Regions from separate parts of the Homo sapiens genome. Here all the other regions are linked to region 3. A link is a contact called in ENCODE Hi-C or POLR2A ChIA-PET data. All regions are on one chromosome and are shown on one strand. Each heading gives the region's core, a stretch centred on a gene start or an enhancer-like site at or near the end of the contact. The rest is flanking DNA. Distances are from core to core; before and after follow the strand shown.

Region 1 (3,936 bases), core at 664-3,163, 1.8 Mb before region 3:
ATGGTCTCGATCTCCTGACCTCGTGATCCACCCGCCTCGGCCTCCCAAAGTGCTGGGATTACAGGCGTGAGCCACCATGCCCGGCCTTAAAGTCCTTTTCTTTTAAGAGATATAGTGAAGTATTTATAAACAAAATTATAGGCTGGGGACGGTGGCTCAAGCCTATGATCCTAGCACTTTGGGAGGCCAAGGTGGGCAGATCACCTGAGGTCAGGAGTTTGAGACCAGCCTGGCCAACATAGCGAAACCCCGTCTCTACTAAAAATACAAAAAATTAGTGGGGCATGTTGGCACATGTGTGTAACCCCAGCTACTGGGGAGGCTGAGGCATGAGAATCACTTGAACCTGGGAGGCAGAAGTTGCAGTGAGCCAAGATTGTAACTGCACCACTCCAGCCTGGGCAACAGAGTGAGACTTCATCCCACCCCCGAAAAAAAAAAAAAAAAAAAAAAAAAAATATATATATATATATATATATATATATAGTAAGAATAATTTCTATGCCCAATTTCTATGAAGTTGCCTGGTCTGATAAGGTAATCCATAGTCAGAACAGCATTTAGATTCAAAGGCAGTTAAGTTCTCATATGTAGGCCGGGTACAGTGACTCAGCCTGTAATGCCAGCACTCTGTGACGCTAAGGTGGGCAGATCCTTGGAGATCAGGAGTTTGAGACCAACCTGGGCAACATGGCGAAGCCCCGTCTCCACAAAAAATACAAAAATTAGCCAGACGTGGTGGCAAATGCCTGTAGTCCCAGCTACTCGGGAGGCTAAGGCAGGAGAATCGCTTGAACCTGCGAGGTGGAGGTTACAAAGAGCCGAGATCTCGCCACTGCATTCCAGCCTGGGTGACAGTAGAACCCTGTCTCAAACAAACAAAAAATTCTTATATGAAAATATTAATAATTAGCTTTTCATTTATCTGCTTTCTTAGTTTGTCTATAACATACAGGCAGCACAAAGGGGTGTCAAGATTTCAGGCAAGTAGGATGCATACTCACTTGGCAGAGACTGGGTCTGTAGTTAAAACCCATCCTTTATACTCATTCTTCTCACTGGCTGTCACTCGGACCTCTTTGTAAATGTAATCTTGCCATTCTAAGGGGCCTTTCTTCATCCATTCACTCATGATTGCCACCTGGCTAAATCTGAAACAACCACCAGTGCTGGTTAATATATGTTCCACGTAAGCAAATGTCTTATCCCTAATCTCCATCCTATCCTAGAGACAGAGAACATCTGTGATTTGCCTCAAGTTCGTAATAAGTAACTTAATACAATTAAGTATTAATGCATGTACTGATAGGAACTGATACTATAGTTGGGGAAAAGAACACGTGTAAAGGCTGCTTGAGAATTTTTATCAGGAAAAGGAAAATAGTTAATATGTACAATTCGGCCTAAAGCAGAGGGGTCACCGATTTGCCGCGGGTGCAGTCTGAGGAAATTCATCTGGCACAGGTCTATTCCGATCCACAACCACATTCCAAATCGCTTTCACTCTGGCCTGCAGATGATGCTCAAACCCTTCAACTCTGCTTTTCCTTCCATCGATCAAAGGAGTTCACCCCACTCCTCAACTGAACCAGAAAACTCTCCTGATATCCACCCACGCGCTCTCTGGCTCTGTGTCTCCGCTGGATCCCGCCATCGAGAGGCTCCCCCGATTTATGACAACTGCCCCTTAAAATTTGTTTGAAGGATGCACAAACGAAGGGCCAGCGGCTACAGCTCTAGAGCTTAGATTTCTGGTCCTGTCCTGCAGCCACACGATACCTAACACTGTACTAAAAACCAAATGGTACTTAACGTTTAACCCTGACAAACGAGAAAAATACCAGTTAAAAAACTCCTCGCAACTCTGGGTACTCAGCAACCATGCTTTGAGGAAGGATCGTTGAGCGGAGACCGCCTGAGACCAGCATGCTTTGCGCCGATCGTCACTTCCTTCCCCCAGAAACCTCTGTTTTGTAGTCCTACTTGGAGGTCTGAGAGTCGCGGGACCTAGAGTGCAGGGTGCGGACAGAGTCTAAGATTGTTCTGTAATAATAATAATAATAATGAACCGCCATGTCCTCTAAGGCTATCCCTCTCCATTGCCACGACGGACAGTTCAAATAATCTTTTTTTCTTTAAAGAGGAAAAAGCGGCCGGGCGCGGTGGCTCACGCCTGTAATCCCAGCACTTTGGGATACCGAGGCGGGTGGATCAGGAGTTCGAAACCGGTCAGGAGTTCGAGACCAGCCTGGCCAACATGGTGAAACCCCGTCTCTACTAAAAATACCAAAAATTAGCCGGGCCTAGTGGCGGGCGCCTGTAATCCCAGCTACTCAGGAGGCTGAGACAGGAGAATCGCTTGAACCCGGGAGGCGGAGGTTGCAGTGTGCTGAGATCGCACCATTGCACTCCAGCCTAGGCAACAAGAGCGAAACTCCGTCTCAAAAAAATTAAAAATAAAAATAAATAAAGAGGAAAAAGCTCGTGCCAGGTCCTCAATGATAGTAGACTTGGAAATGCACTTTCGCCTTAGAATCAAAGCACATGAACCCTCAGAGTAAATCCTAAAGCTCTAGGAATGTGAGGTGAACGTGCCGTGGAGAAGAGCGATAGGGTTGCTACAGGAAAGGGGTCCTGATCCAGACCCCAGGAGAGAGTTGTTGGATCTCGCGCAAGAAAGAATTCAGAGCGAGTCCGCAGTGCAAAGCAAAAGCAAGTTTAGTAAGAAAGTAAAGTGGTGAAAGAACAGCTGCTCCATAGACAGAGTAGGATGTTCCCGAAAGTAAGAGGAAAGTGTCCACCCTAGATACAATAGTCCTATGTATGAGGAGATGCGCTCTGCTACAAGGGTTTATGATAAAGGATTAATTTTCTTAATTACTATATTTTTCAAGCATCAATACTATTATCTTTAAAGCAAAATTAGGAATGCCTTTGTTCTCCAGGTATTGCGATATCTGGACACTCCCAAGTCTGGGTCTGTTTAGTAAACTTTTTTTTTTTTTTTTTTTTTTTTGAGACAGAGTCTCACACTGTCACCCAGGTGGAGTGCAAAGGTGCGATCGAGGCTCACTGGAACCTCCACCTGCCGGCTTCAAGCGATTCTCGTGCCTCAGCCTCCCTAGTGGCTAGGATTACAGGCATGCACCACCACATCTGGCTAATTTTTGTATTTTTAGTAGAGACGGGTTTTTGCAATGTTGGCCAGACTGGTCTCAAACTCCTGACCTCAAGTGATCCGCCCGCCTCGGCTTCCCAAAATGCTGGGATTACAGGTGTGAGCCACCGCGCCCGGCGGTAAACGTTATTAATGTCTTCCCTTAACCGTAAACATCTAGAGGCTGGGAATGCCTAACTTTCTGAGAATGCAGACCAGCAAGTCCCAGCCTCATTTTCCTAGCCCTCACTCAAAACGGAGTCACTCTGGTTCCAACGCCTCTGACACGGCCAAGGTATTTCTTGTTTGCTTGGCTTGTATAGGCAATTAAAATGCCTGCTCCTTTGGGATGTGCCCTCAGTACAATCTTGAGAAAGGTGCAGAAGCTGGAAAGAAATGAACCAAACCGGGTTGAATTTTGTCTAGCAGATCACTCTCTATAAACCCCTCCAGTGGAAAAGTGCAAAAGACTTGCTTCTGCTACGGATTTCTGGTCACGCACTTAACTGGCTTCTGGCATGATCCAGAATCTTTTTTAGGACTGAAAAACGGTACAAGGTGGTAAACGCTGAATTCCTGGAAATGTAAAAACCAAGGGAGATTTACAAAAACCAAATGAAAACACTATTAAACAAAGGTGTAGAAAACATCAAAAATGTATCAGCTTTTTCCTTACTCCTTGAGATTTAGGTTCCATATAATCTTCAAAGTATATTTTCTTATTGTCATCATTTGAATCTTTCCCATAGCCTTTATTCGTTGCATGATTGGCTGATTAT
Region 2 (3,754 bases), core at 543-3,042, 1.7 Mb before region 3:
TAATTTCTTTATGGTCAGCTGTTACACAGAAAGGCAGAGGGAAAGGTTAGAGTATATTTTTATTTTTTTGAGATGGGGTCTCACTCTGTCGCCCAGGCTGGAGTGCAGTGGCGCAATCTCGGCTCACTGCAACTTCCGCCTCCCAGATTCAAGTGATTCTCCTGCCTCAGCCTCCCAAGTAGCTGGGATTACAGGTGCCCGCCAGCAGCCTGGCCAACATGGTGAAACCCCATCTCTACCAAAAACACAAAAAAATTAGCCGGGCATGGTGGTGTTCAACAGAAAGCTGAGTTTTGTTTTTTTCCCTGAGGAATTGAAATTTGCTCTCTGTTTTTTAAGATAGAGTTTCGCTCTGCCACCCACGCTGGAGTGCAGTGGCGCAATCTTGGCTCACTGCAACCTCCGCCTCCTGGGTTCAAGCTATTCTCCTGCCTCAGCCTCCTGACTAGCTGGGATTACAGGCACGTGCCACCATGCTCAGCTAATTTTTTTGTATTTTTAGTAGAGACAGGGTTTCACCATGCTGGCCAGGCTGGTCTGGCCAACATGTAACCATGAGCCAAGTTACATATCTTACGTATCGGAAGAACCAAACAGACAGAATGACACACCAAAAGGAAAACCTCAAACCTCCTCTCCAGCAGAATTTGTCTACGCCCCAACCACTGAGCAGAGAGTATTAACTCTCAGTTTCCCTTTGCCAGCTTTATTTCACACCTCATTTTCTGTCTAGTTACACCATGGTGCTAAGAGAGCATGATGTACATTTTCCTTTGCTGCAATCAAGCTGCAATTGTCATTCTTTATTTATGCAATTACTGAGTTAAAGTCTATCTCCCCAGCCAAACCGCAAGAGTGGGGACCTTGTCTGTCCTGTTTAATGAGGTCATCGGATTAATAGAGTTGTCAAATGTATTAATTAATGCCTGATCCTAATTGCCCATGGATTCTGGGATAAAAGTCCATCCTAGTTGGTAGGAGACCTGATCTCTGAGAAGACACTGAGTTGGTCTTCTCTATTTTGTTCCTAAATGGTTATTGGGTAGCTGGTGTACTAGGCAACCACTGAGCTTAGTGGAGCATTTCTGAGACAACCAGGCCTCAAAGAGAATCTGATCAAGGAAGAAGGAAGTAGAAGAGGCAAGTATTTGAATTTCCTTCTTCAGAAGGGAAGAAGTGGGAGCCACACCCCCTCTTGCCTGCTCTTTCCTCTCCAGCCTTCTCCAGGTATCAGGCAGTTCAAAGATTAGGCAGTTCAAAGATCGCTCCAGGATCGCTGAAGTGTATCATACCATCAGCTGACCTTTTACGTTAACTGGGGCAAAGCCTGAACGGATAACCAGAGGCCAACTGCCATAGTTTATTTATTACAGTTTTTCCCAAATGCTGGATGGCCACACGGCCCTCTATGATGCATGCGCTTGCAAGTCAGACGGTCCCAAGCTAGGCGACTTTCCCCCTTGGTCCCTCGCATTGCAAGTGGCCCGCTAGATCCGGGAGGTATGTAGCGTGGGCCTGGGGCCTGCTCGCAGCCCAGGGCACAGTTCAACCCACCTTCCAACTCGGCGAAGCCAAGCACCACGTCCGAGGCTCTCCCCTGCCTGTCTTTGACCTCTAGGGCTGTGATCGTGCAGCCCCAGGAGATGATGTCCACTCTCAAGAGGTCTGACTGCAGCTGGAACTTCTCCACTGTCCCTCCTCCCGAGGGCAGCTCTCCAAACACGGCCCTGGTCACCGAAGCCATAGGGAAAGTTTGGCGTGTGCAGCCACTGCCCGCTCTTCAAACTCCAGCGCTCGCTAAGCTAGAGGCGACCCAAGTTTACAGGAGAAGGGGCGTGACTCGGCTCAGACTCCTCCCTTTCCCTGCCTGGATTTAGGGAGTGACCGTTCCTGCAAAAAATAGCCCCTGGGGCCTTTCTAAATCAATCATTTGCCTGAGGGTAACAAGAGGGGCAAACTTTGCAGCCACACTTGTACTTTTTTTCCTTGGCTCGTCCTGGTTGCATTGCATGTTGGGAATGGTAGTTTTTGGGAGGTGAAATTGCATTTTGGGGCTTGTAGTCTTTCTAAACTCGAATCCTGGGTTGACGGGGTTCTACCCCCATCTCCCCACACCTCAACATGTAATGAGCTGGTCATTAATGTCGGTGGCTATCAGACGAAGAATGGGAAAATACAGATAGCAGACTTACAGTGAGACCGATCTTGGGAAAAAATTAGATTTTAACTCTTTGATACAGGGGGTAAGAAGTACAGCAGTAGTTGGCCGGCTCGGTGGCTCACGCCTGTAATCCCAGCACTTTGGGAGACCGAGGCAGGCGGATCACGAGGTCAGGAGATTGAGACCTTCCTGGCTAACACGGTGAAACCCCGCCTCTACTAAAAATACAAAAAAAAAAAAAAAAAAAAAAAAAAAAAAAAATTAGCTGGGAGTGGTGGTGGGGGCCTGTAGTCCCAGCTACTCGGGAGGCTGAGGCAGGAGAATGGCGTGAACCCGTGAGGCGGAGCTTGCAGTGAGCCGAGATCACGCCACTGCACTCCAGCCTGAGTGACAGAGCGAGACTCCGTCTCAAAACAACAACAACAACAACAACAAAGTACAGTAGTAGCTTAGAAATGAGGTAAATCATCTCAGGCTTCTCTGCACACAGACTTACTGAAGATTCACTCTTTTTGTCCCACGGATGAAGTCCTGGACATGGTTCTGTTAGAGCCACTGCCCAGAAGGCTCTCCTGACGGCCAAAGCTGTGCCAGCCTCGAGGAGCTTGGACCAGACAGGGTCAGGTAGATGGATTAGGCCCTCGGTGTGCGGAGGTGATTAGAGACAGCCTCAGACTTATTTTACTTCAAGGGACTGGAAAGGGACCTCTGGTGTCTTCTGGCTCCTGAAGTCCACAGTTCCTTTAAGAAGGGATTCAGGGAACAAGTATTGATTGAGGTCCTTGTAAATGCCAGGTACTGAACCTTTGTTATCTCCTTTTCTACAAGTAGGATGGAGTCTTCAGGTATGTACAGTTGGAGAGGAAAGACACTAAGGTTATTAAATAATTGTCTTGCTTGATTGTGTCTCAGAATTTGCTGAGGACATTTAAAATGCATATTCCCAGTCCCCACCTCTGGAATTTCTAATTCTGGAAGTCTAGGGTGAAACTCAGGAATCTGCATTTTTCATGTTCCCAAGTTATTCTTCTGCAGATTATCTGGGACCAGATTTAGAGAAATATTGCTCTAAGGCTTGATGAGTAATCTGAATTTTTTTCCCCAAAAAAATAGGCTCTGATGGCAGAAGGATTAAGATAAAGCTATTAAGGGCCTTAATGAGATAACATACAGGCACCTATGTACTTCCTTGCTAAGTCTGGCAACTTTAGAGGAGTACTGAGCCTAGGAAGTGGGAGGATGCTGGGAGCCTAAAGACAAGTTTTACTCAAGCCATCTGCATAATCATCTATCTTTTCTTGATACTGCTCTTGGCTTGGTTCCTGGGTACTTCAGAGGGTATCCAACTAGACTGGGGTGAGTGCAGAAATGAAATGCATCTTTGATTAGGAAATTATGAGAATTGGGATTATGTGCCTGGAATCAGATGCTAATAAAACATAATAACTATCTCTCAGCTTCTTCTGTCTGTAATTTAAGGTATATTTAGCATTCTTGCCATAAAGCCTCAATTCTCCATCATGAAGCAGAAGAATTCTGATAGCAAAGGAAAAATAAAAAAGCTTGCAACAGGCTTCAGTGAAGCTCAACGTA
Region 3 (4,104 bases), core at 17-2,516:
GCCTTCCTTTTTGCCACTGTTGTAGTGTGAATTTATAGTGACATATTGTCAGACTTCGGAGAAGGCAAATATTTACAGAGAGTAACTTGAAAGGACTTTGGTGTACCTTTGGTAGGCGGATGCTGTTGCCAGTTGGCAGGTGAATCGTGAAAGAAACTGGGAACAGGACAAGTGAAAACGGAGAGGGGCCAGGATATCTAAGACCGCGCTAGGGAGCAGAAAGGGAACTTGCTTTTTCAAGGTGGTGTAGCTTTTAAATTAAGCCTTTGTGATATTTGATTATACGCCAATCTTTGATGACAGAAACGATGTCATTTATCTTAATATTCCCAGCGCAAGAGAAAACCGATAATCAAAATATTTGTTCAATTAAGTAGAGTAAAAATCAGCGGGAATAAGATAGGAAAAATGAGACCGAAATAACAGAACATCTATTATTGGATGCTAAAACTTTTACAGGATTTACTGCAGGAGGACTGCAAAGGGAAAGAAACTTCAACGGAGCAGTTTTTCAGATGGGCTGTCAACAAACCACAATTTGGAAGCAGCAGCAGAAAGCTGCGGCGTTGTCTTAGAAAGGTGATCGGCGTTCCTTAGAAATGAAAACTGGTCAGGTAACAGGTTTGAGCCCCTCGAGTCAAAAGAGAAAGGCAAGAGCGACAGCGACCCGCAGATTGGCAGAATGGAGGAGCGTCTAGGGTGAGAGAAACTCCGAACACGAAGCCGAAGCGAGAGCACGCAGGGCAGCTGGCGGGAGAACCCCGGTCCCGCGGCCGCACCGGGTAGCTCGCTTTGAGCCTGTTCCTTCACAGAACGGCCAGGAAGCCTTAAAAGATGTGCAGCTCGGGCAGGTATCTTGGCGTGACAACTTCCGTGTGTGTGTGTGTGTGTGTGTGTGTGTGTTTTTGAATGCAACAGGGTGCGCCGCCCGCGAACTTCCGCGTGCGAGGAAGACTGGAGACCCGCCCGCCCGCGCCCAGCCGGCCCCAGAGGAAACCCGCTCTCCCCGCCCAGCCGGCCCCCTACGCGGCGAGCCGGGGCGGGGCGGGCCCGAGGCCACGCCCAAGCTGAGGCACAGCCCTACAGGCCGCCCGGGCCGCGCTAGCCCGCGCCCCGCCCCGCGACTACATTTCCCGGCAAGCCCCGGGCCGCCAGCGCGCCGCAGTTGACCCATTTCCCGGCCCGTCACGGGCTCGGCCGGCCCCCGCGCCCAGGAGGCTGCTCCCTGCTGACTGGGGTGTGGGCGGGAGCGGCGGAGGGAGGAGGAGGCGCTGCTTGCCGCCGCTGTTGCCTCCGCTGCTGGGCGCCGGGGCAGCTCCCCGGGTATCTGCGGCCGCCATGGACGAGCAGGCGGGTCCCGGCGTCTTCTTCAGCAACAACCACCCGGGCGCCGGCGGTGCCAAGGGGCTCGGGCCTCTGGCGGAGGCTGCCGCGGCCGGCGACGGGGCGGCTGCGGCGGGGGCGGCCCGAGCCCAGTACAGTCTCCCGGGGATCCTGCACTTCCTGCAGCACGAGTGGGCCCGCTTCGAGGTGGAGAGAGCCCAGTGGGAGGTGGAGCGGGCGGAGCTGCAGGTAAAGACCCTCCCGGCCTGGCCGTCTTCATCCCGCCTCTTTGCTCCCTTCCGCCCCGCCCCGGACCCTTCTCCCCCTCCCCCAGCCTTCTCGCGTCCCCTCCCCCTTTGCTGCCGCCCATCCCACCCGGAGCCCCGTCCCCTTCTTCTCTTCGCCTTTTGCCTTTCGCTGACCCCACCTCGACCCTGTTCTCACTCCCGCTCCTGGTGCGTTGTTTACCCTCCCCACGCCTGTTCGTCCGCCCCATCCCACTCTTAACTCCCAGACTCATTTCAACTCTCTGGCCATCCTGCATCTCAGGGCTGCCCTCTCGGTTTACTAATTGGGCTGGCAGTAGTTTTGAGAGACGCGGAGCAAATCGTCCGCTGCCCTGGTGTGCCCCTTCCTAGGTCTAGAGACAGTCTCCGCAGAACGTGCCGGCTTTGGCCCCTCTCTTCAAGGAAGGTGATCAAGAAGACAACAGAAGTTGTGTCAGGCCTTGAGTCGAGGCGAGAAGTTGACGTTGGGCAAAAGTGTTATTCATATATCAGATCCCTTTTTTTATATATGTAAATGTCTGTTCTCCACTTTCTTCCGACCCCCCGGCCCCCTCCCACGTTTCTTTTAGGTATTTCCAATTAATGCATTTTGAATGAAGGACCTAGATGATCGCAGTCAGAGAGAATGGTTAAGAGGTGGTTCCTGTTCTCAGAATCTGAAACTTCCCAAGGGTTAATTTTATGTTCAGTGTTTTGGGAGATTTTCTTGTGCTTTAAAAGGAACTAAAGGGACTTTGAAGTTAGTTACATTGCCTTGCATAATCTGCAAGATAAAGTATATCCAGGGAGGAGATAACTGTGGGCTCTGAAAAGAATGAAAGTGAGGCTGATACTTTACAAGCCATTCAGAATTGGTGAATAGGTTTTCAGTGGTTGTTCTTAAAACTTCCAGGGCATACACACCAATTTCAAAAGGAACTTAAAGAACTATGAATAGTTGTGCCTTTCTGTTTTACGGGCTAAGCCTGTATACTTATGAAATTTGAGTATAGTTTTAGTTGGCAAAACACTTGAGTTTAAAATGCTACCCAGTGTGTCACTTTTTTTGGTAACATGTATTTGGCGCTTAAGAAAAAAAAGAAGAGGAGAAATCTGTTAAATAGAATCATGTGCTGGAACAGGCTCTGGTGTAGTGGAAGTGGCTGTGGAAAGAGCGAACACACAAGGCTGTAGTAGACAAGGTTATAGTAAGGGCTGTGTTTGTTGCTAGCTCTGTGACCTTGAGGAAATCCTTTAACCTCTCTGGGTTTCAGTTTTATCATGTATTTTATTCAGCACCTGTGTATTGAGTGCCAGCTGTGTGTCTAGGCCCTGTGTTGAAAGAAAACCGACCAAGCTTCTGCCCTCATGGAGTTTATGTTTTAGTGGAGAGGCAAACAGTCCAGCAAATGCGCCTATAGAATATAATGGCTTATAGTGGCAACTGCTGTGAGGAAGAAATAAGTCAGAGTTCAGGAATAGCGTGTGATAGGGGCAGCTATTTTAGATGGGGTAGTCAGGGTAGGCCTCTGAGAGATGACAAATGAGCAGCTGAATGAAGTTAGGGAGTGACCAGTAGTTTCTATGATTTCCTTGTAAGTCTGTAGTTACATGTTTATATTATTTGGCAACTTTTTCATTCCTATTGTTATATTGCTGTAGTATTTAGTCGATCTAGTCTATCTGATATTTGCAAGTCTTCTTTGACCTTGTTTATATAGTCTCCAACAAATTTGAATACTTACAGATTGATCTTTATTAGCAGCGCATTCTATAAAAGGTGTGGATTTCAGGATTCAAGGAAATGTTAAAGGCAAAGTTTAACTTTAATGTTGTGCAGTTGTGGGGAATGATTTTTGTATTAGTTACTTAAAATTTAATTTCTTTTCCAGTTTTGGGAATATAGATAACTCACACTAATTTGGTTAAAAAAAAAAAAACAAAAACAAAACACACACACACACCAGAAAACAATGCTTACCTTTCTACCTGTAGAAGTTGGGGAATTCCAACCCATCCTTCCCCCCGCCCCGCCCCGTTCACTCCCTCTCCTCGTTTAAACTTTTCAATTTACTGGTAACTGTAGTTGATCTTCAGTTTTTATGCACACATCTCCAAACACCCCTTCCTGGGTTGTTTGTGGCAAATGTTTATTAACTTCAGGTAGCTTTCCCATGGGTGCTTATCATATTAAAGAGACTCCTTTTTTTTTTTCCTTTTATTGGAGAGAGGGTCTCGCTCTGTTGCCCAGGCCGGTGTGCAGTGGTGCAGTCTTAGCTCACTGCAACCTCCGCCTCCCAGGTTTAAGCAATCCTTCTGCCTCAGCCTCCCAAGTTTAAGCAATCCTTCTGCCTCAGCCTCCCAAGTAGCTGGGATTACAGTCATGCACCACCATGCCTGGCTTATTTTTGTATTTTTGGTAGAGACGGGGTTTCACAATGTTGGCCAGGTTGGTCTTGAACTACTGACCTCAGTGATCTGCCTGCCTCAGCCTCCCAAAGTGCTGGTATTACAG

The links. A loop is a pair of places that touch in the nucleus more often than their neighbours do. ChIA-PET counts read pairs that join two places held with the same protein, here RNA polymerase II (POLR2A). Pooled maps may share reads with other maps.
Region 1: a loop to region 3 is called in a map of B cell, with 5 times the contacts of the local background. The contact joins the promoter of GEMIN6 here to the promoter of STRN in region 3. A Hi-C loop is called at or near these places in 3 of 168 maps with a recorded cell type or tissue (B cell, CD4-positive, alpha-beta T cell and naive thymus-derived CD4-positive, alpha-beta T cell) and 7 of 50 pooled maps.
Region 2: a loop to region 3 is called in a map of naive thymus-derived CD4-positive, alpha-beta T cell, with 13 times the contacts of the local background. The contact joins the promoter of GALM here to the promoter of STRN in region 3. A Hi-C loop is called at or near these places in 1 of 168 maps with a recorded cell type or tissue (naive thymus-derived CD4-positive, alpha-beta T cell) and 7 of 50 pooled maps. POLR2A ChIA-PET finds 5 or more read pairs at or near these places in 1 of 52 experiments (GM12878).

Annotation. Positions count from the first base shown.
Region 1 is chr2:38,776,187-38,780,122 of GRCh38, reverse strand. It overlaps GEMIN6 (gem nuclear organelle associated protein 6), which reads right to left and starts at 1,913. Exons shown (of 3, transcript NM_024775.10): 1 at 1,842-1,913; 2 at 1,005-1,151. The coding sequence starts at 1,132.
Region 2 is chr2:38,664,152-38,667,905 of GRCh38, reverse strand. GALM (galactose mutarotase) reads right to left here and starts at 1,792. Exons shown (of 7, transcript NM_138801.3): 1 at 1,555-1,792. The coding sequence starts at 1,744. RefSeq lists enhancers at 1,015-1,527, 1,528-2,040.
Region 3 is chr2:36,963,698-36,967,801 of GRCh38, reverse strand. STRN (striatin) reads left to right here and starts at 1,266. Exons shown (of 18, transcript NM_003162.4): 1 at 1,266-1,572. The coding sequence starts at 1,339. RefSeq lists a silencer at 776-1,585.